6 separate regions of the Homo sapiens genome follow, and regions 1, 2, 3, 4 and 6 are each linked to region 5. The links are chromatin contacts, found by Hi-C or POLR2A ChIA-PET in ENCODE. All regions are on one chromosome and are shown on one strand. The core of a region is the stretch at or near the end of the contact, and the rest is flanking DNA. Distances in the headings are between cores, read along the strand shown.

The links. A loop is a pair of places that touch in the nucleus more often than their neighbours do. ChIA-PET counts read pairs that join two places held with the same protein, here RNA polymerase II (POLR2A). Pooled maps may share reads with other maps.
Region 1: a loop to region 5 is called in a map of sigmoid colon, with 7 times the contacts of the local background. The contact joins the enhancer-like site here to the promoter of LINC01132 in region 5. A Hi-C loop is called at or near these places in 4 of 168 maps with a recorded cell type or tissue (MCF 10A, lower leg skin, prostate gland and 1 more), 2 of 37 single-sample maps with no recorded cell type and 13 of 50 pooled maps. POLR2A ChIA-PET finds 5 or more read pairs at or near these places in 12 of 52 experiments (AG04450, GM10248, HEK293 and 7 more).
Region 2: a pooled map shows a loop between it and region 5 (5-fold over the local background). The contact joins the promoter of RBM34 here to the promoter of LINC01132 in region 5. A Hi-C loop is called at or near these places in 7 of 50 pooled maps. POLR2A ChIA-PET finds 5 or more read pairs at or near these places in 3 of 52 experiments (MCF 10A, T-cell and activated B cell).
Region 3: a pooled map shows a loop between it and region 5 (5-fold over the local background). The contact joins the promoter of TOMM20 here to the promoter of LINC01132 in region 5. A Hi-C loop is called at or near these places in 7 of 50 pooled maps. POLR2A ChIA-PET finds 5 or more read pairs at or near these places in 3 of 52 experiments (GM12878, HEK293 and MCF 10A).
Region 4: a pooled map shows a loop between it and region 5 (6-fold over the local background). The contact joins the promoter of COA6 here to the promoter of LINC01132 in region 5. A Hi-C loop is called at or near these places in 9 of 50 pooled maps. POLR2A ChIA-PET finds 5 or more read pairs at or near these places in 4 of 52 experiments (HEK293, MCF 10A, activated CD4-positive, alpha-beta memory T cell and 1 more).
Region 6: a map of CD8-positive, alpha-beta T cell shows a loop between it and region 5 (13-fold over the local background). The contact joins the enhancer-like site here to the promoter of LINC01132 in region 5. A Hi-C loop is called at or near these places in 9 of 168 maps with a recorded cell type or tissue (CD4-positive, alpha-beta T cell, CD4-positive, alpha-beta memory T cell, CD8-positive, alpha-beta T cell and 4 more), 23 of 37 single-sample maps with no recorded cell type and 17 of 50 pooled maps. POLR2A ChIA-PET finds 5 or more read pairs at or near these places in 27 of 52 experiments (AG04449, AG04450, BJ and 19 more).

What each region holds. Positions count from the first base shown.
Region 1 is chr1:235,047,021-235,050,523 of GRCh38, reverse strand. No RefSeq gene overlaps it. Among named protein-coding and RNA genes, the nearest start is that of LINC01348, 21 kb to the left of the region's middle. RefSeq lists enhancers at 2,088-2,382, 3,096-3,145. Within about 2 kb of position 2,228, at least 29 of the 41 ENCODE cell types and tissues checked have a DNase peak (open chromatin) inside an H3K27ac peak, as active enhancers do; they include endothelial cell of umbilical vein, prostate gland and sigmoid colon, where a contact is called at or near this core.
Region 2 is chr1:235,159,688-235,163,050 of GRCh38, reverse strand. It overlaps RBM34 (RNA binding motif protein 34), which reads left to right and starts at 1,801. Exons shown (of 11, transcript NM_015014.4): 1 at 1,801-1,877; 2 at 1,984-2,158; 3 at 2,404-2,540. The coding sequence starts at 1,825. RefSeq lists enhancers at 1,467-1,646, 1,348-2,547, 2,834-3,363.
Region 3 is chr1:235,126,749-235,130,383 of GRCh38, reverse strand. TOMM20 (translocase of outer mitochondrial membrane 20) reads left to right here and starts at 1,547. Exons shown (of 5, transcript NM_014765.3): 1 at 1,547-1,789. The coding sequence starts at 1,669. SNORA14B (small nucleolar RNA, H/ACA box 14B) reads left to right here and starts at 2,447; the gene lies at 2,447-2,581. LOC105379283 (a long non-coding RNA gene) reads left to right here and starts at 2,183. Exons shown (of 2, transcript XR_949295.4): 1 at 2,183-2,755; 2 at 3,415-3,465. RefSeq lists enhancers at 1,270-1,369, 1,600-1,819.
Region 4 is chr1:234,371,286-234,374,705 of GRCh38, reverse strand. It overlaps COA6 (cytochrome c oxidase assembly factor 6), which reads right to left and starts at 1,250. Exons shown (of 3, transcript NM_001206641.3): 1 at 1,028-1,250; 2 at 317-476. The coding sequence starts at 1,239. It overlaps COA6-AS1 (COA6 antisense RNA 1), which reads left to right and starts at 1,113. Exons shown (of 2, transcript NR_125961.1): 1 at 1,113-1,283; 2 at 1,496-1,899. RefSeq lists enhancers at 867-1,416, 1,238-2,062.
Region 5 is chr1:234,721,794-234,725,610 of GRCh38, reverse strand. LINC01132 (long intergenic non-protein coding RNA 1132) reads right to left here and starts at 1,569. Exons shown (of 3, transcript NR_038856.1): 1 at 1,529-1,569; 2 at 1-388. RefSeq lists enhancers at 99-662, 663-1,225, 1,790-2,352.
Region 6 is chr1:235,009,857-235,013,175 of GRCh38, reverse strand. No RefSeq gene overlaps it. Among named protein-coding and RNA genes, the nearest start is that of LINC03108, 31 kb to the right of the region's middle. RefSeq lists enhancers at 403-582, 793-862, 529-1,029, 980-1,274, 873-1,462. Within about 2 kb of position 1,920, at least 26 of the 41 ENCODE cell types and tissues checked have a DNase peak (open chromatin) inside an H3K27ac peak, as active enhancers do; they include CD4-positive, alpha-beta T cell, CD8-positive, alpha-beta T cell, GM12878 and 2 more, where a contact is called at or near this core.

The sequences.
Region 1 (3,503 bases), core at 979-3,478, 320 kb before region 5:
GCGCCCGCCACTGTGCCTGGCTAATTTTTTTTTGTATTTTTAGTAGAGACGGGGTTTCACCGTGTTAGCCAGGATGGTCTCGATCTCCTGACCTCGTGATCCGCCCGCCTCGGACTCCCAAAGTGCTGGGATTACAGGCATGAGCCACCGCGCCCAGCCTAATTTTTGTATTTTTACTAGAGACGGAGTTTCGCCACGTTGGCCAGGCTGGTCTCGAATTCCTGACCTCAGGTGATCCACTCGCCTTGGCCTCCTAAAGTGCTAGGATTGCAGGCGTGAGCTACTGTACCTGGCTTTTTTTTTTTTTTTTTTTGAGACAAAGTCTCTCGCTCTGTTGCCCAGGCTGGAATGCAGTGGTGTGATCTCGGCTGACTGCAACACCGTCTCCTGGGTTTAAGCAAATCTCCTGCCTCGGCCTCCCGAGTAGCTGGGATCACAAGCACCCGCCACCACACCTAATTTTTGTACTTTTAGTAGAGACAGGGTTTCACCATGTTGGCCAGTCTGGTCTTGAACTGCTGACCTCAAGTGATCCGCCCGCCTCGGCCTCCCAAAGCGCTGGGATTACAGGCATGAGCCGCTGCACCCAGCCACATATTCACAGCTTCTATTTGAAGGATCTCAAAACCACAGGGAGTGCAGCAGTGCACACCAGCCCTCTCCCCCACCTCCCTTTCCCCACACTCACATTCCTTCCCTTATGCCCCAATCACTGGCTTAGTCAGAAAGACCATTTTAACCTGAGAGTAAACGAAGGAAAGGGATACACAGTCTACTGGCTTCTGTCGCCTCACATTTTAATAGAGGCTTCAAGCAACAATTACCTATGGGATATGTCTGAGAGGCACTACAGAAAGGGGCAGAATTATCTACCAGCTTGATAAATGATACATCTCTCAGGACTTTTGGAGGAGAACCAGCTCCATGCTGCAGGAGCCGTGTGGAGCTGGGCTTTACTGCCAGGGCCTTGTCCTGGATGCTGGAAGGAACCAGAAGATTCAAAGTAGAGTCAGGGTCCTGGCCACCAGTGCAAGGCAGGCCACATGACCATCGACACTGCCACCATTGCCACCAGCCCCAGTGCAGCCCTGGGAAGGAGCTTGTTTTCTCCTCCTGGGGGACTGCTGCTCTGGTAGGAGACCAGAGGCAAGAGGAGTCCATTCCGGGCTGTGGGGTACCTGCCCTGTCTCCCTCACAGAGTGCCGTAAAACAAAGCAGCATCATGCATAAGCCCATGTTTCCAGCAGTTTATCAGAGCCTCAGATGTGTGGTGTAGATCCCATCGCCTTGAGGCTCAGGAGAACCAGCAAGCGTGTAGTGCCCTGGGCGGGGTCCCAGCTGACCATGATCCCCATCTCTGGCATCTTTTTTATGGGTCTCCCCTTGTTTTTTTTTTTTTTTCAGACAGAGTCTCGCTCTTGTCGCCCAGGCTGGAGTGTAGTGGCGCGATCTTGGCTCACTGCAACCTCCGCCTCCTGGGTTCAAGCGATTCTCCTGCCTCAGCCTCCTGAGTAGCTGGAATTATAGGCACCCACCACCACCACGCCCAGCTAATTTTTGTACTTTTAGTAGAGATAGGTTTTGCCATGTTGGCCAAGCTGGTCTTGAACTCCTGATCTCAGGTGATCTGCCTGCCTCGGCCTCCCAAAATGCTGGGATTACAGGCATGAGCCACCGCACCAGGCCTGGTGTTTTTTTTTTTTTTTTTTTTTTTTTGGAGACAGAGTCTCACTCTGTCACCTAAGCCAGAGTGCAATGGCATGATGTCGGCTCACTGCAACCTCCGCTTCCTGGGTTCAAGCGATTCTTGTGTTTCAGCCTCCCAAGTAGCTGGGACTAAAGACATGAGCCACCACGCCCAGCTAATTTTTTTGTATTTTTAGTAGAGGCAGGGTTTTCGTCATGTTGACCAGGCCAGTCTTGAACTCCTGACTTCAGGCGATCCGCCCGCCTTGGCCTCCCAAAGTGCTGGGATTACAGGGGTGAGCCACTGCGCCCGGCTGCCCTTGGTTTTAATGTGGACGCCTTGTGCTTTTTGCTCAGTATTCCTGGCCCCGGTGATCACAGGGGTTGTGAATTATGGATACAGCAGCAACTGTTTTTAATCTCCCATGAAACAAAACCAGTGTGTCTTCTGCCCCGGAGGCCGCGGGTGAGGAAGGGATGGCAGCTGCTGCGATATGGCTGCCTCGGGCTGACGTCAATGCGAGTCATTCCAGGCCAAAGACTCCACTCAGGAAGCTTAAAAGTGATACTGAAAACAGATTTGCATGTTTTCCTTTCACGGGAACTTGGCTCCTCTCAGTTCCACTGAAGATGTTTTCACCAGCCTGTGTGCAACCGGTGTGTGGAACGAGCACAGCTTGCAATGCAATTGGAAGGCGACTTTAGCTTTTGTCCTGTGCTGCCCCTCTGAAGTTTATTCAGCCGGATTCATGTTCCCAGACCCTGGCAGGCTTGGACTTTTCTGCTCCTCTTAGGAAATAGTCTGTCTGATGGTTGCTTTAAATGGAAACAAAACAAAACAAAACAAAACAAACAAAAAAAACCAGTCTCCATTTGGAATTTCAATGTCCAGGCCAAGATATTAGTCAAAACTTCAAACCATTCTTCTTGCTCCAGCTGAGGCTGCTTAGGGCTGGAAGTCTGCATGGGAAAGGGATGAGGCTGGCTTCTGTCCTTTCCTGTGGCTCCTTGTGCCCCTTCTCCCAAGGTTGGAGCTGGGTGAGGGGTTTTAGGGCCCAGGACAGCTCTCACCCGAGTAGGTGCATGGGCAGCTTGCTGTGCATCCTTTGGGTCTGGCTGTGGTTGAAAGCTGCCCTCTCTCCTGCCGGGGCTCCCATGTGGGTCTGCACTTCCTGGAGTCTCTTATTGGTGATCATTTGAGACTCTTTGCTTTGGTCCCTTGGGTTTACCTCGAGCTTTTTGCTGCTAGGGTTTCTGCCCCTCCAGGTGGTCTTATAGGTCAGGCCCCTAGCAGACCTCATGCTGGTTACCTCTCTGTGTGGCTTCAGCTGGTTCTGACCCTCTTGTGTGGCTTGCCCCCGCAAGCTCTGGGAGGGAGGCCAACCCCAACCCACTGCATGCTCCTGGTTCTGGCATCAAAGCAGGCAGGGCCAGACATGGTGGCTCACTCCTGTAAACCCAGCACTTCGGGAAGCTGAGGAGGGAGGATCACTTGAGGCCGAGAGTTCAAGATCAGCAACATAGTGAGACCCCATGTCATTACAAAAATAAATATTATTATTTTTGAGACGGAGTCTCACTCTGTTGCCCAGGCTGGAGTACAGCGGTGCGATCTCAGCTCACTGCAACCTCCACCTCCTGGGTTCAAGCAATCCTCTTACCTCAGCCTCCTGAGTAGCTGGGATTACAGGCATACGCCACCATGCCCAGCTAATTTTTGTACTTTTAGTGGAGATGGGGTTTTGCCATGTTGGCCAGGCTGGTCTTGAACTCCTGACCTCAAGTGATCAGCCTGCCTCTGCCTCCCAAAGTGCTGA
Region 2 (3,363 bases), core at 552-3,051, 440 kb before region 5:
GACCGGCCTGGGAAACACAGTGAAACCCCAATCTCTATTTAAAAAAAAAAAAAAAAAAAAAGGCCAGGCGCGGTGGCTCACACCTGTACTCCCAGCACTTTGGGAGGCTGAGGTGGGCGGATCACAAGGTCAGGGGTTCGAGACCAGCCTGGCTAACATGGTGAAACCCGGTCTCTACTAAAAAAATACAAAAATTAGCTGGGCATGGTGGCATGCACCTGTAATCCCAGCTACTTGGGAGGCTGAGGCAGGAGACTCACTTGAACCCGGGAGGCGGAGGTTGCAGTGAGCTGAGATCGCGCCACTGCAGTCCAGCCTGGGCGACAGAGCGAGACTCTGTCTCCAAAAAAAAAAAAAAAATTAGCTGGGCATGGTGCTGCTGCTTGCAGTTCCAGCTACTCCGTGGTGGGAGGATGGCTTGAGCCCAGGAAGTCAAGGCTGCAGTGCGCCGTGATCTCACCACTACACTCCAGTCTGGGTGACAGAGCAACACCTTGTCTGAAAGAAAATAAGAACAAAGTCAAATCCTATTTTGCCACTCAAACTATTGGATGATTTAACTAGTAATCTTTTATTACCCTGAGAGTCAATTTAACAAATATTCACTATGTACAGCTAATAGAGACACAGCATACATGATGAATAAAACATAATCCTTACTGTCTTGCCTTTACATCTAAAGAGACTGTAACTAACACTAAAGCAGACCAAAAATGATTATAGTAAGTACCATGGGGGCTTGGGAAAATATCCCTATTGTAAATAGCAAAGAATTTTTTTTTTTTTTTTTTTGAGCCAGGGTCTGCCGCTTAGGCTGGAGTGTAGTGATGCGATCACAGCTTACTGCAGCCTCGACCTTCCAGGGCTCAAGGGATCCTCTTGCCCGAGCCTCTCAAAGTGCTGGGACTACAGGCGCCGAGCGCGAAGGTGCCCGTCTAATTTCTTTTCTGTAGAGAATAAGTCTCGCTAGATCGACCAGGCTGGTTCAAACTCCTAGTCCTCACGCAATCCTCCCACTTCGGCCTCCAAATGTGTTAGGATTACAGGCGAGCCACCGCACCTGGCTGCAAAGAAATACTAAGTTAGACAGTATCTGAGGTAGGCCTTGAAGGATGGACATTATTTTGCAGAAGGGGAAAGAGGAGGGCAATTACAACAGAGGGGACAGGAATAACAACTGTAGAGGCAGTGGAGAAAGCAGGCTAGAATGTCAGGGGCTGGAGGGAGATGAGTCTGGGAAGACGGGCTGAGAACACCTTGAAGCGTTTTGAATGCCAAGTATCTACTTTTCCAGGTAGAATAGCAGGTCCGCATTACAATCTTTCGAATTGTATGTTGACGTGACTCGTTAGAGTTGTGGTTTTTATTTTGGAATAATGTCATGTTTCAGACAAGTTGCAAGAAGAGTACAAAGAATTCCTTTGTACTCTTCACAGCGATTAGCAAATTGTAAACACCCCACTGCGTTCACCCCTAACCGCATTTCTTGCCAAACCTCCCTCCCTCCTTTTCAACAAGTCAGTATTCTACGTGTTTCTCTCTCGGCTTGGGTGGACACCCCGCTCCTAGCCTGGCTGATTCTTCACACTGCAGGCTTCAACCACTCCCAGAAGACGTCCTTCACTCCCAAAATGAGGCTTTTCTGAAACGGCGAGGACCACCAACCGACGGCGACAAACCTGCTCCCTCACCCAGCGCCTCCCTTCGCCGCCGCCCGGCGGCCGACTGCCGGAGGGGAGGGGGCGTGGCCAGAGAGCGGAAGTGCCCGGAACCCGGAAGTGCGAGCTGGCGCGCAGCTGCAGTCTGGGAGTCTTTGGAGTAAGAATGGCCTTGGAAGGGATGAGCAAACGGAAGAGAAAGAGAAGTGTCCAGGAGGGGTGAGTGGCGCGCGGCACGAGTACCTGGGGAGGGATGTTGTACGTTCCCTCGTGCTGGCGAAGCGGTGGTGCGTGGCGTGGCTGAGTTTCTGTCGTCCATTTCTAGAGAGAATCCTGACGACGGCGTTCGCGGGAGTCCGCCGGAAGACTACAGGCTTGGACAGGTCGCCAGTAGCTTATTTCGCGGCGAACACCATTCCAGAGGTGGCACCGGTCGGCTGGCGTCCCTCTTCAGTTCTCTGGAGCCCCAGATTCAACCCGTGTACGTGCCTGTGCCTAAAGTAAGTCACTGGGCTTTCTTCCCGAATAGCTCGTTAGAACCACTTACATACAAAGCAATCTTCTTACCTACCGCGTGAAGCGTGATTTCTAAAGGGGGCAGACAGGATTCATTTTAAGTAACCTTTCATGACTCTTACATACCAGTGAGAGAGAAGAGATTCTCATTTAGAAAGACTGAATTATGGCTTAGGGTCAGAATTCTAGAAGTATGGGGTCTCAAATATAACTTCAAACTTTTAAAAAGCAAACCATCAAAAAAACGAAACGGAATGAGGAGGAAGAAAGTACATCCCAGATTGAAAGACCACTTTCGCAAGAACCTGCCAAAAAAGTGAAAGCGAAGAAGAAACACACTAACGCAGAAAAAAAGTTGGCAGACAGGTTGGTAAAATTCTCTTATTTGATGTTAAAGAAATTAGATGGTAAATTAACATTCCTATACTTGGAATATTCGTCAGTTTTATTTCATATTTCTACTTTCTTTCAAAACTTTTATTATGGAAAATCCAGTACATATAGAAAAGTTGAAAAGGCTAAGAAACCCCGTGTACTCAGCATCAGCAATTACTAATATTTGGCTAACCTTTTTGTATTTTTACCCCACTCATATACCCCCTCATTATTTGTTTTTGTTTGTTTTGAGATGGAGTCTTGATGCCACGCCCAGGCTGCAGTAGAGTGCAGTGATCTCAGCTCACTGCAACCTCCGCTTCCCAGGTTCAAGCGATTCTCCTGCCTCGGCCCTGAGTAGGTGGGACTACAGGCCTGCGTCACCATGCCCAGCTAATTTTTGTATTTTTAGTGGAGACAGGGTTTCACCATGTTGGCCAGGCAGGTCTGGAACTCCTGACCTCAAGCGATCTGCCCACCTCGGCCTCCGAAAGTGTTGAGATTACAGGTGTGAGCCACCTCGCCCAGCTACCACCTCATTATTTGGAAGCAAAATGAAAATTTATGTTTCATCTATAAATATTTCAGCATGTATATAAAAGAATTTGGTTTGCGTTTCTTTTTTTTTTTTTGAGACGGAGTTTTGCTCTTTTTGTCCAGACTGGAGTGCAGTGGCCTGATCTCAGCTCACTGCAACCTCCACCTCCCGGGTTTAAGTGATTTTTCCTGCCTCAGGCCTCCCGTGGAGCTGAGATTACAGGTGCCACCATGCCCGGTTAATTTTTTGTGTTTTTAGTAGAGACAGAGTTTCATC
Region 3 (3,635 bases), core at 298-2,797, 400 kb before region 5:
AGAGCTTGTGACAAAGGATTTTTTGTGTGTTTGTTTTGAGACGAGGTCTTACCCTGTCACCCAGTTTGGACTGCAGTGGTACAATCATAACTCAACTGCAGCCTCAACCTCCTGGGATTAAGGGATACTTCCGCATCATTCCCCATGTAGTTGGGACCACAGGTGTGTGCCACCACGCCTGGCTAAGTTTTTAATTTTTTTGTGGAGACAGGGTCTCACCATGTTGCCCAGGCTGGTGTTGAACTCTTGGGCTCAAGCTATCCGCCCATCTGGGCCTCCCAAAGTGCTGGGATTACAGGTGTGAGACACTGCCTGGTCTTTGTCAAAGGACTGTTAATCCTGTGTAACTACTGTCTTCTGCAAGGATCAATATTATCTTTAAAGGGAAAATTAAACTAAGAATGCTTTTGTTCTTAAGATATCAGGACATCAGGACATTTCCTGGGTCTGTTAGGTAAACATTATTAACTTGTTCCCTTCCCTGTAAATATCCTGTGACCAAGAATGCCAAACTTCCTGGGAATGTGCCCCAATAGGTCTCAGCCTCATTTTACCCAGCCCCTATTCAAGGTAAGGTAGCTCTGGTTCCAATGTCTCTTGACACTGATGCTTGACTTCGATACCCCTCAACTTACAGTGTCTGTTTAATGCCTGCTTTCTGCCCACGATTTTCCTTGTCAATATCTTAAGTTAGATCATATATATATATATTTTGTTTTTTTGAGACGGACTCCTGATCTGTCACTCAGGCTGGAGTGCAGTGGCTCGATCTTGGCTCACTGCAACCTCTGCCTCCTGGTTCAAGCGATTCTCCCGCCTCAGCCTCCAGAGTAGCTGGGATTACAGGCCCCGGCCACCATGGCCAGCTAATTTTTGTATTTTTAGTAGAGACAGGGTTTCACTATGTTGGCCAGGCTGGTCTCAAACTCCTGGCCTTAAGTGATCCGCCTGCCTCGGCCTCCCAAAGTGTTGAGATTACAGGCGTGAGCCACCGCGCCTGGCCTGATCATGTGTATGTTTTCGTGTGGCTATAAAACAATTCACGTTTTCTATTTTTTCTTCAATTGTGTATATTTTTCAAGAAATTACTCCATTTAATTTTATTCCAGTTATCATAAAATGAGGCTATCCTGTAACATTCTTTTGAAATGGAACCACTACGCACAATGGATTGTGGCAACCTGAAAAGAAAGTACAGTTTAATTCAAACAAGTCACAGGCTGCCTGTGTTAGACAAGATGAAGCATTCGCAGTCTGGGACCCTGCATCTCTGTCTGCCACAAACAAGGCTGTCAGCTAGTCTTCTGAGTACGTGCACGCCAGTAACGCGTACGCCTCGTTACAGCATGGTCGGCGGATATGAAAAAAAGTCCGTGGTCACGTGCAAATTCCCGACTCCAGTGCGTACACCCAGCGGCGCAGGGGAAACGCCGGCTTCGCCCACTGCGCAGGCGCAGGAGCCGCGCTCTGGGCCTCTGCTCAGGCTCTGCCGCGGACGACCTCGAGGCCCTTAGTTGACTGGGACCGGAAGTGGCGTGTGCTCGGCCTTTCTGTGTTCCTGGCCCGCGGCCGTCGGGTGTGAGCTGCGCCGACCGCTCTGAGGGTTCGTGGCCCACCGCTCCTTCGCGGTCCCTGCCGCCACCGTCCACGCTCAGCGTTGTAGAGAAGATGGTGGGTCGGAACAGCGCCATCGCCGCCGGTGTATGCGGGGCCCTTTTCATTGGGTACTGCATCTACTTCGACCGCAAAAGACGAAGTGACCCCAACTTCAAGAACAGGCTTCGAGAACGTGAGTGGGTCCTCTCTCCCCTGGCCAGGCTTGCTGCCTTCGGCCGCCGCCCTTCACAGGAGGGGTCATTGCCTCCCACCAGCCTGTGGGCCGCGCAGGGCGACCGCGTGGTGCGGCCCTCAATAGGCGATGGCGCTGGCTGCGCCGCTCCGGGGGCTCTAGTGCCCCGTAGGAATTCCATTTTGGAGGAAGGATTTTTCCCGTTTTGTTTTCCCCAGACACTTTAGCCGTGCAAATGCACTCTTGATTTCTGTTGCAATCTCGGGTGTGTGTGGCCTGGGGAGGAGGTTGTCTCTTTTTTTGTCGTTCATCTTTTTAAACCTCTACTCTTAACTAAAAAGTCGTGCATTTTTGTCGCAAATTTTAGTCTGAGGCTAAATCCGCATGCTCAGTGCAGTATCATTGTTGCATTCTTTTTTTTGAGACGGAATCTCGCTCTGTCGCCCAGGCTGTAGTGCAGTGGCGCGATCTCGGCTCACTGCAACCTCCGCCTCCCGAGTTCAAGCGCTTCTCCTGCCTCAGTCTCCCCAGTAGCTGGGATTACAGTCGGGCGTCACCACGCCCGGTGATTTTTTGTGTTTAGTAGAGACGGGGTTTCACCGTGTTGGTCAGGCTAGTCTCGAACTCCTGACCTCAGATGATCCGCCTGGCTCATTGCTGCATTCTTAAACCCTCTTGGTAGCTTCGTTCTAAGTGCTTCCAAGATATGAGTGAATGCTATAGAAATTGCAGGGGAGTCCAAAGGGCTGCGCTTCTCCCGTGGCTCAGTCTTATTTCATACCTGCGACATCTTTTAAGAGAGGTCTACCAGAGGGGAATCGTGTCATGAAAACCGTTGTGATCCACCTTGAATTTTCGGAGAATCTTCATTCGCATCATTGAAGAGCAAATTTGTTGCAATAAGAAATATTTTTTGGCTTATCTTGGTTGTTCAGCCAAATTAGTTTTTGGAATTAAAATTGATACGTAAGTTACTAAAGCCCAAGGGGTACAAAGAAGGGATTATTGTTTACTTAAGTAACAGTGGTTACGGTTTAATTCAGCTATACTAAGTCATTTCAAGTGTTCAGTAGCCCTGTGTGAGCAGTGACTGCAGCGCTGATCTTACTAGCACTAAGAATCAGACATCTAGTTCCAGCTTTCTTATGTTTTAGGAGGGAAGGGATATAGACATAATTTGATTTATGACTAGGCAGACTAATAGAATACTGTTTTACATTCAGACCTTGAATTTCTAGGGCCAGGTTAGCGGCATAATTTGGGGTTTCTGAATCCTAATTTCTGTAGTTGTAAAATCAGGTAATGCCACCTACCTCTTGTTGATCTTGTGAAGGTTGAGATGTTTGAATTGCCTTCCACGTTTTCTGACATAGGAAATGCTCCTCCATAAATGCTGGTGGTCATTCTGCCTTCGGGTTATTGTCCTGTAGTTGCCAAAATGGGTGACAGCTGGGGGCTTTGGTACAAATGCAGAGTTATAAAGAATGGATTAACCCTATCTTCCGTTGGAAACCCTGAAGTCCTGTTGCAGAAACAAGAGCTATCATTTTAGACAAATGGAGGAATGTTATTTCAAAATAACTTCTCCATCATTTTCAATCTAAAATTGTTTTTTCTGGATTTAGCGGCAACCTAATGATTACAGTGAATTACTTAGCTGCAGCAGTAACTTTAGGCAAGTAACTTCAAGCTTTAGTTTTCCCTTTTTGTAAAATGGTATAGTGTAGAGTTTTAGTCCTGTTCCTCACACATGGTAATTGATGAATGCTAGAGATTTTTTGTTGTTGTTGTTTGTTTGTTTGAGTCTCGCTCTGTCGCCCAGGCTCGAGTGCAGTGGGGTGATCTC
Region 4 (3,420 bases), core at 1-2,500, 350 kb after region 5:
CTGCCCAAGATTAAATACTACCCCTTCAGAAGATCCTGGAAAAGTCTACCAGTGAAATGAACTGGAATTTTTTGGTTACTGTTCATATGTTTGTTGTGTTTTTCGATGCTCTTTAATGTGTCAGTTGACATTCTCCAAAGATCTAGCTGATGTAAGTGCGTCAAATAAGGCTGAATTACCAGGCAAGGTTTTCTCTGCGCCTCAAAGAAACTGTTAATTGACATGCCTCAGAGAGCGCTTCATGTCAGCCTACCACTCACAGTATAAGCTCGATGTATCTTAACAGGGAAGAGAAACACATCAAAGTGTGACTTACCCACTGTTGGGGACAACTTGATTCGAAAGAGCTTCTTAACTTCTTGCATTGAGAAGCATCCTCTAAGTTCTCATCTAAACACTTCCAGTACTCATCCCGGGCCCCCCAGCAGACCTGTCTTTCCTTCATAGATGGGGCTGCCATTCCTACTGCGATGAAGCTGTTGGCCAAAATAATATTTGAGATTAACAATGAACTTTGTAATCTGAAGAGAAGATAAGGAAAGAGGAAAACCGTCAATCTCCTCTTCCTTTAAAACTAAAAAAAAAAAAAAAAACAAAAACAAAACAAAACCATGCTTAGGGATTTTGATGAGGCAACTGAACCCAATCAGTTCTCAGTGGCAGCATAAGGCCACCCGCTCTTGAGGCTTATCTCACACTGTGTGATTTGATCCCTGCTGGGGCGGCAGCGTGGGCTCAGAAAGCCCGGCTGAGAACTGTGGTTCTGTCCCAGTCGCTTAGGGCAGCTCATTTATTCTCTCCGAGCCCGTTTCCCACCAGTAAAGCGGGGACAGCAGTGCCTAGTTTACAGGGTTACTGTTCGAACCTAAGCGCTGTAGAAACAGGTGTGTGGGGGCCACAATCACCAAGCAGGCGATTGGAGTGCCACCCCGTTTTGCACAAGAGGAACCCGCGGCTCGGGGACAGTAAGGGACCTCCCGGGCCCATAGTCCACGCGCGCCCCACCCGGACCCATCAGCAAGCCGACCTCTCTGCCCGCCCACGTCCGGCTTCCTTTCGATGTCGACGGGAGGAAACTGTCACGCAGGCCACCAACCGGCGGTGGAGGGCGCGGTGCCGAGTCCTGCCACTGCAGGGTCGCCCCGCTGGCTCAAGCTCTAGAAGCGTAGACCTCCCCAGCCGCAAAAAGCAACTCACGCGGCGAAACCGCGGACTCTTTTGACCCTTCCGAGCTACCATTTACTTTCCATAGAGGGGCGGGACTTCCTGTTTCGCTTTTATCTGTAAGACCGACTTCCGGCCTTCAAGGGCAAGAGGGGTATATACGTATATATCATCGCACGGTGTGTCCCGGAAGGCTTGATATGCTAGTCCCGCGGGACAAGGCGAGCCGAGGAGTTTGTGTGGAAGTTTGCATCTGAGAGTGCGAGAGCTGGACGGAGTGTTACAGAGCCGCGATGCCTTCTCGTTTTGTTTTGTTTTGTTTTTGATACAGTGTCTCGCTCTTCCGCCCAGTCTCGAGTGCAGTGGTGAGAACACGGCTTACTGCAGCCTCAAAATCCTGGACCCAAAAGATCCTCCCACCTCAGCCTGCCTCCCAGGTAGCTGGGACTACAGGCGCACAACACCATCGCTTCTTGGATTAAAAGAAAAGGATGAAACGGGCCCCAGAAAGAGGCGGTGACGTCCCAGAACCCATGGCAGGGGAGTTGGGAAAATAAATATTTGTATTGTTTTAATCTCCCTTGTGGCTTTTTTTAACCCCCGAAACAGCAAGGTATTTTTAAAAGGGATGAAGAGAGTTGCTTCAAATGTTTTGAGACGTTGTTATTTTTAATATGTGAGTGAATATCTTAGAAACAAAATGAACAAGAAATAAAAATTTTAGAAAATATATGAGTTAATCTCTCAGCAGAGTCTTTATTAAAAAGCATGTTTATGGTCAGTCATCTGGCACCCCGTTCTCTTAATAGATCCCATCTGCTCCATCATCTAGTTCTAAAACATTTATATAAGATGCAATTTACAATTTTGCACTCAGTGCAGTTTGATCCATTCCAAATTCAATATATGCAGACTTTTCCGGGTGGCGATGTGAGGCTACGTACCACCAAATATGTGTTCTGCAATATAGAAAGTATTTCCCCCATAGTTAATGCACTCTCATAGTGGAGTTACTTTAGCTTTACCAGAGCCACCCCCTTCTTTTACATCATGTCTATTGACGTCAGTTTACATATAGATATCTTTTAAATATGACTGATGGGATATAAAAGGAATGAAAGGAAAGAGTCTTAGATGACTTCTGAGTCTAAAAAGGAAATGTGTTTTAAATTTAAAATTTATAAGTACCTAATGAAAAATACATATGAAACAAAGTGAAGTGACAGAATTACAAAGAAAAAAAATGCCTGGTCATATTGGGTAATTTTAACAGGACTTTCTCACTAATCGTTAAGACTAGCAAGAGAAAAGTTAAGGATATAGGAAACGTGAATAACATGATGTAAAAATGACGCAATTAATATGTACAGAACAACACGACCAAAATCAGAATGTACAGTTTTTTGAAAGCAGACACATCACCACAGTCAACCACATACTTAGTTATAAAGCAACTCAAGAAATTTTGAAAATTGAAATAATTGTCATTTTTTACTACAGTGCATTTAAGATAGAAATCAATAAAGAACTGTAAAAACAAGCCTGAATAACACAGAGACAGAGTCAATGGTATTGAGAAAATATTTTGAACTGAACCATAAAATAACAATAGCAACACCTGTGGGATGAAACTGAAGCAGCACTTACAGGGACATTTATAGCCATAAGTAAGTGTATTAGAAGAGTCTGAAAAGTCTTGAGCTGAAAATCCCTTTTCAAGAAGTTAGAAAAAGGACAGCAAAATAAGACAGAAAATAGAAGGACAGAAATAATGTTAAGAGCAGAAATTAACGAAATGGAAAATAAAAGCAGTGGTGTACCAGAGCCAGCCTGTACTGGCATAGGAGAGCCAATTGTGCACACCTCTTGGCAACTCCATGATCAATAACATCAAATAAGTAGCTTGAAGTCACCCACGATGGGACTGTTTACACTATGGAACTCAACAAACAAGCCAGGATTTTGTTTTATGTTTGGAGCCAATTCAAATAAGTAGCTTGAAGTCAACCATGATGGGACTGTTTACACTATGGAAATCAACAAGCCAGGATTTTATGTTTGGAGCTAACTCACTAGCACACCACAGCATAGAATAGGTTGAAAGAAGCCAAAAGTTGATTTTTTTTGGAAAAGAAAAATTAAAATTGGCAAACATCTAATAGCTATAAAAGGAGGGATGTCAACAATCTTTATCAAGAATGGAAACTAGAAATACTATAGACATCAAAAAAGTTAGATAATCTTGTAAACAATTTA
Region 5 (3,817 bases), core at 320-2,819:
ATGTACACTCTGGAAAGGCCAAGGAGGGCTGTTCAGAGGGCCAGCTGTGGTCCATCTGAAGGTGACAATTTGCCAATTTGTTTTACAGGAAGGCTGCCATGGGCCTCACAATAGCAGTCCCTGCTTCCGCCTTTCTGTCATCTTCCAACTAAAGAGGCCAGGAAATGGCCGAGTCAGCTCCTGCTGCAGCACCTCCTAGAATCAGAAAAGGCCTTTCCGAGAATCTTGCTGAACCCTGAGGGTGAGGAGTGTCAGATTTTGCAGCGGGGGGAAGCTGGCAGTGGAGCCTCCACTTCTAAGTAACCTTTGCTTCGGAAACCTGCCAACTCTCTGCCTGGAGACTTGCCTTTGATCACGACTTGTCACCTTTCAGGAGATGTTCCACTTTCTAAGCAGGTGAAAAATGAACCTGATTAAAAATAGGGAACTGGACTCTTCACAGAGTCCCCCTGTAAAGCCAAACTACTGGCTACACCTCCAAGGGGGAAAAGGGAACATCCCTGTCCCTCAGGTCCCAGGGCTCCGTGGGACCCAGGACCCCCGAACAGCCTGCAACCCTACGACGACGGCCTGGCCATGCTCCAGCAGCAGGCAGAGGCTTGGGCCACAGCCACGTACTGGCTCCTGCTCGCTGGGTTCACCTTGGTGACCAGAGGGCACTGTGACCGCCCATTCTCCTCCCTCCCTTCCTCCTCCCCTCAGTGCTTTATGGACCTGAGTTTCTGGAGCTTTCTCAAAACCGTGGACACGTTCCCAGTGGAAATCATGACATTTTCCGTTTCACATTACGCACTCCACAATGCCCCAGGAAGGGAGAGAGAGAGGGAAGGAAAATAGGGCCTGGGAGCCAGCCCCTCTCTGTCTGCAGCCAGGGCTGCTCGCTGCTCTGTTTATCCTGGAGTCACCTCCCTCCCGAACTTGACAGCCAGTGCCCCAGTGTTTTCTTCTGCAGTCAAAGGCCCCGATGAATAGGTGAACTGCCTTTTCTATCTGCTCATGTGGCACATCTGGATAAAGGCGTGCCTCTCTACTTTGTTGTGTTTTTTTAAAACTTTACTTTCCACTGCCATGGTAACTGCTGCATGTTTGGCAGAGGGAAAGAGGAAAAAAAAAAAAAGCTCGGAGAGAAGAAAAGGAGCTCTCAGCGCGGGGCTGGCGGCCGTCCAGGGTAATCATGCCGCAGAGCTGAAATGAGGCCTCTGGCGGGCAGCCAAGTTACAAAGAACAAAGCTGTCAGTTCCTAATGTTGGCGGCAATGCTTGTTTGGCACCCTTATATGGTTTCCCAGAACTCCCTGCCTTGGCCGCCTTCCATTCCCTTCAGGGCAGCAAACAGGATTAGCACAGCTCCGAGTTGTTTTTCTCCTCTCTCCTCCAACTGTTCCAATGACATCATCCCTGCTGCATTCATTTGCCAGCAGGGTGGTTTTTTTCTCTCTCTCTCCACCTCCCTCCTCCCTTCCTCCCTCCCTCTCCCTCCATTTCTCTCTCTCTCTCTCTCTCACACACACATCTCTACTCCCACTCACTTCCTGTAGCCTCCCCCTCGCCTCTGACTTTCTTTAAATGCAATGTTTTAGGTCATTCTTCTTGTCCAGCTTCTCTGTTAAATTAAAAACACCCTAGTGCTTGTACATTTAGCTGAATCAAGCCAGACGCTGTATTTTATTTTTATAACTGAATTCCTGTGAGATAAAAATCTCATTTTCCTTAGTAGGCTGTAATCAGCACTCACAGGGATGTGGTTTCCAACTGCCCCAGCTCGTGCTTCCTTATGAAGCTCCGCTGAGAAATGAACTTGGCTCCTGTTCAGGTTTAAAGGGCCCGAGGCCGGTCACACATTGCTCACTCATACACACACACACACACACACACACACACACACACACACAGAGGATGTGCACACAAAGACCATTATACATGTATGCACACACACATGGACACACGTTCTTGTCCAGGGAAGCCCCTACGGTTCCACACACGAAGAGCAAAAAAGTATTCCCTGAGACAGACAGACACACAATCAGTACCCAGTGTCATTCTTCCCCTTTCCAGGAGGAAAATAGGTGAATAAGTCAAGCTGAAAGCTGCTTCCGAAAAGACTGTTTTAAACTAGCAGGCAGGCCAGCGTTATGCAACTCATGGCTAGGTTCATTAAAGGAATCGAGGTTTGCCGACTGCACAAATGTTCCCCTGCCTGCCTCCGCCCCAGCCCCTCCACCCCACCCTGCTCTGATTCATGAACTAGTTTTCAGATTCATGAATCACTCGGGAGCCAGCAAGAGAAAAATGAGTAGTATTGATCTCATTTCAATTGAAATGGGCTCATTAAGGCCATGCTGGCTGTGGACGGCCTTGCACGACAAGACGCTGGCCGGCGTCCGAGGTCTGCAGGCGGGCGCCCGAGCCTGCGGGTGGGACAGGACTCCTTGGGTGAAGCCTCCGCGGAGGGTGCCCCTTCTTATTATTATTAAATGGACACAATATGATCTACTGGTACAAGGGACTCTGGCTGCACTCCGCAGCCCTCGTTGGGCAGGCCGGTTTTCTTCTTTTTGTGTGGCCCGTTTATTTTGTTATTTTTTTTCACAGTTAATGGAATCTCAGTGCAGTTTCGCTCCTGGATTTCTGGTGACTCTTAAGGACTACCTGAAGTAGGAATTCACCTTCTGAAACAACTGGCATATCTTGGGGTTTGTTTGTTTTAACGCAAACAAGGAGCTTTTTACTCTTCTCCCTCCAGACCTCTGCCTTGCCACCCTCCTTGTACCGTCTTCAGCGAGAAGGACTAGGGGCTAGGAACCATCTAGACTTGGAGTAATCTAATTTATGTGGGGAAAATTTCTCCACCAACTGGATGGCTGCCTTCACGTGGACACCGGTTTTATAAAACCACTCTTTCCCTTCCCAAATGAGAATAATGGTTGAGGAAGCAGCAACAGAGCCTGGGTGCAGAGACATCACAGAGGGAGGCGTTAGGCCCCTGGGGCAGATGTCGCAGAGGCCGCCCACGAAGGAGCTCTCTTCTCTCCCACTGCCTTTCCTCTCCCCACTTGAGTTCCAGCTCCCTCTTGACACGAGCTCCCCTCCCCTTTCCAGCCCTTCGCCTTACACTTGTCCTCATGTCTGGGGAATCTTTTCCTCTTCCTCTCTACAACACCGGTTGGGCACCGTGTGTGAGCAGATCAGGAGAGGCTATTAGCTTTGATTTGCAGCTTCCAAATGGATTTTTGCATGGTTTCTTCCTCCAGCTCCTTCCACCCCCACGCCAGCCCTGGGAGATTAAAAACAATGGACTGGACACATGCTTTTCAGAAAACCCAAAAAGCTGTCAACCAACACCACAGAAGGATTCCATCCTAAGAGGCATACTTTTGGATCCAAGAGTTTAGAAATGAGATTCTTATCCATTGACTTCAGAGACACCGTCATGCATTAGACGCATTTCCCTTGGCAGGGATTCGACGAAGTGACCTTACTCCCCTTTGTTCCTGCAGTGCCCGGAGAAACTGGGAATGACCCAAAGAAGGAAAAGGAAGGTGTGTTTGTGTGAATTTCAATCAGCAATTGGTTCAGAGTCAAGAAGAGCTGTTTTGCCTTCCGTGAGGTCTGTCTGAAGGTGCCTTTCAGCTCTGAGCTGCCCGAGCATTCTTGGGCTGAATCTGCAGTCAACCGGAGCCCTAGGCCTGCCGCTCCCCCGTGGGTTAAAATCACTCCCACAGATTTGCTGGCTGGCCTTAGAGCAAATGGGGATAGTGGGTTGGCTCAGGTTTTGCATTAACTCGTCTGATATTTTCCACTGCAGCCTCCCATTCTGT
Region 6 (3,319 bases), core at 671-3,170, 290 kb before region 5:
AGCAGTGTTTTCCTCTCCCCCGCCCTTCTTCCCTTCTTTTCAGATTTAATGAATTTCTGGCCTTCTTTGAAGGTTTTCTGGGTCACATGCTTTCTAGTTGCTATTGTGGAATAGTAAATGAGGCCTAGTTTTGCTTGTGGCAGATCCTGCTCTCTGGACACAGAGTTCCTGGTGGAGCAGTCTAATCTGGGTTGCTGGGTTGGTCGATGGTCCCCCAGACTGACCCTTCTGTCCCTGGGGTTGTCAGGGATTTTCTTGGCTGCAGATTCCTGCCCCAGTGGAGGCAGCTCTGAGCAGGCAAGCAGGAGCTAGCAGGCCTGTGCATTCTCTGAATGGCCAGAAGGGTCCTTTTGAAGGTTTTTCTTTATTTTCCTGAGTGTGGCCACCAGTGGAGTGTCCTGGAGAGCCCCAGGGGTGCAGTTCAGCAGCAGGACAGTCAGTCCCCCATCGGCATGGAGATGGAGTGTTCTGTGTGTGGATTGACCCTCTGGCGTCGTTGTTCCTGTTCAAACATTGCCTGTTTCTCTAAGGGGAAACATGAGCATTGGCGTTTCCTTTCTGGGTTGGAGGTGGAGAATTTCATCCCCACCCTACTCTGCGGATTCATTCCGTTTTAGTTGTCTGGCTTTGCCCGGGGCAGAGGCTGCTGACTGGTGAAAGCACCCTCTGAAAGCAAGTTTTTTGTTTTCTACTGTCCTCTGACCTTGGGACGGGCTATGATAGTCCTCAAAACCCTCACAAGCATGGTTTCCATGAGAGCCTTGCAACATTCCCTTGAGCCGGGCAGGGCAGGCAGCCATGTGGACATTTTAGAGATGAGGAAAGTGGGGCTGTGGCCAGACTCTTTGCGGCCAGACTCTTTCTGGCCAGGTTGTTCCACCTGGCTCTCCGGCTCGAGTCTGTCCAGCTTTCAGTCCTGCTGGTCTGTCTGCATAGGGGCTGCTTCTAGAAGACCAGGCGAGAGGATGTGGGTATGAGGGAGGAGCTGAGGCGCACAGGAAGAGCAGATGGCCTGTCTCTCTCCAGTATCTGCTAGTCACTACCTGGAAACCAGCAATGATGATGTAACCACAAGCATTATTCAGTGATGGCCGCCTTCCTTGTGTGGGTGGGACCGCAACACCGCCTGGGCTGGGGAATCCCATTGGTGACAACACAGCATCCTTTTGAGCTGACGCGGCAACAGATGCCCCAGACCAGCTCTGCGTCTGACAGCATCTCTGTGAAGCGTGTGCAGGGGACAGCAGACATCAGAGCTCTCCTGTAAATCACCTCCGCAAAGGCTCTTTGTGGTCGATTCACTGATGACTCATTTATAATCTGGTTTCAACATTGTGAGTCAAAATGCACCACTTTCATTAAAAATAACATTCACTGGGGTCTAACGGCTTTCTTTTTTCTGTTTTTTACTGTACTGTGTGGTTTCTGGATGGGAAGCTGTCAGATGGCAGGCGAGGTGTTCCGAGGGACTTGAGCATAATCGTGCAACGACTCAGGTGTGGATTGAACAAATAGTCCCGAATACCTGCTGTGGGTCCTGCAGACTTCTGGGCCATGGAAGTGTGTGGGTAGTCGGCGTGGGTGTGTGTGGGGGTGTGTGCAAGTATCAGGATCACCTGGGATGCTTGTTAAAAATACAGATTCCTGGGCTTCACCCCATATCTCTGAGGGTGGGGCCTTGTCAAATTCCTCAGGAGCTTTTTAGGTACAATAGAGTCAAGAGCCTTGACTCTGGGTGAGAGAGAATGGGAACTCCCTTCAAGCAGACCCTCCCTACAAACGGAGCAACCAGAGGAGAGGCAGGTCGACTGCAAGGCTGAGAGGGGTGGATGGGGGAGGTGAGAGAGGAAAAGGCAGGGGCGGGGGAACACCCGAGGTGGAGCGGGCCAACAGAGTCCCCATGGGAGAGTTGACTAAAAGCCCCGGCTTGATGCAAGGAACCCACAGTCTTTCTGGTTTGGGGACCAAATCTTGGGCATCCCCTACTTCCTTGGTTAAAAAAATTAAACATACAGAAACGGTTTAGTGGGCATTCTGCAGGGTAAAAAGCCCCTGCTGCATGGCCATGTTTTTATATTTTATGTTCTTTAGCAATGTTAGAAACTTCACTGGGAAAAGCACTTTAAAAAGATATAGTTGAGGGGAATGGGACGTGGGGAGTTATTGTTGAATGGGTGCAGAGTTTCAATTTTACAAGATGAAAGTGCCTGGAGATGGTTAGCGGCGATGGCTGTATAGCAGTGGGAATGCATGTCACACCACTGAACAACGTGCTTAAAAATGGTTACGATGGAGGCCAGGCACGGTGGCTGACACGTGTAATCCCAGCACTTTGGGTGGCGGAGGCGGGCTGATCACTTGAGGTCAGGAGTTTTGAGACCAGTCTGGCTAACATGGTGAAACCCTGTCTCTACTAAAAATACAAAAATTAGCCAGGCATGGTGGCGGGCACCTGTAATCCCAGCTACTCGGGAGGCTGAGGCAGGAGAATCACTTGAAACCCAGAGACGGAGTTTGCAGTGAGCTGAGATCGCACCACTGAACTCCAGCCTGGGTGACAGAGTGAGACGCTGTCTCAAAAAAAAAAGGTTAAGATGGTAAATTTTCTGTTATGTGTATTTTACTTACTACAATTTTTAAAAAATTGGAAAAAGAAAGATATGGTTGAGTCTGACTTGGATGAAAGTCTACAGGCCTCCTGCTGATGGTCTCAGCGGCTCCTGGGAAACTACCGTTTGTTTCAGCCATCTGTAACTTGATTTGTTGTTCAGAAGTTTGCCAAGACTTCTCCATGCAAAGCCAGGTGTAAGTTTAACCTGAGCCACGTGGGTCCCCCCACCTTTCCGCCTCCGATGGATCTTCTCTCCAAGGGCTCCGGTGCTCAGGCCCTCATAGCATGGGAAATCAGAAGGGATGTTTGGGTGGGAGGCTTGGCATGGAGGGTGGACATTTTGCTACAGATGGCCTTGCCCTCACGGAAGGCCATTGTTATTCCGCGTCTGCCCCCTGGCCGGGTCCAGCCACCTGAGCCTTCCTGAGCTCCCAGCTCTCAGTTGCAGCCAGCGCCCAACGCCTTCCTGCGGCACCTCCACAGACCTCGCCTCTTTGCCCTGACTCCTCTCATTCTCTGTTTTCCAGACTATCCCCAAGCCCTGCCTGTGGCTGCCTCCTCCCTCCATAGCATCCCTGCTCTGCCATGGCTCCCCTATTTGGGACAAGACCTTTGTGTGGGCCTCAAGATGTAGGCAGGTCTCTGCTCAGTGGCCCAGCTTTTGGTCGACACCTGCAAATGTGTCTAAAACTCATCTCAACCTCTTCC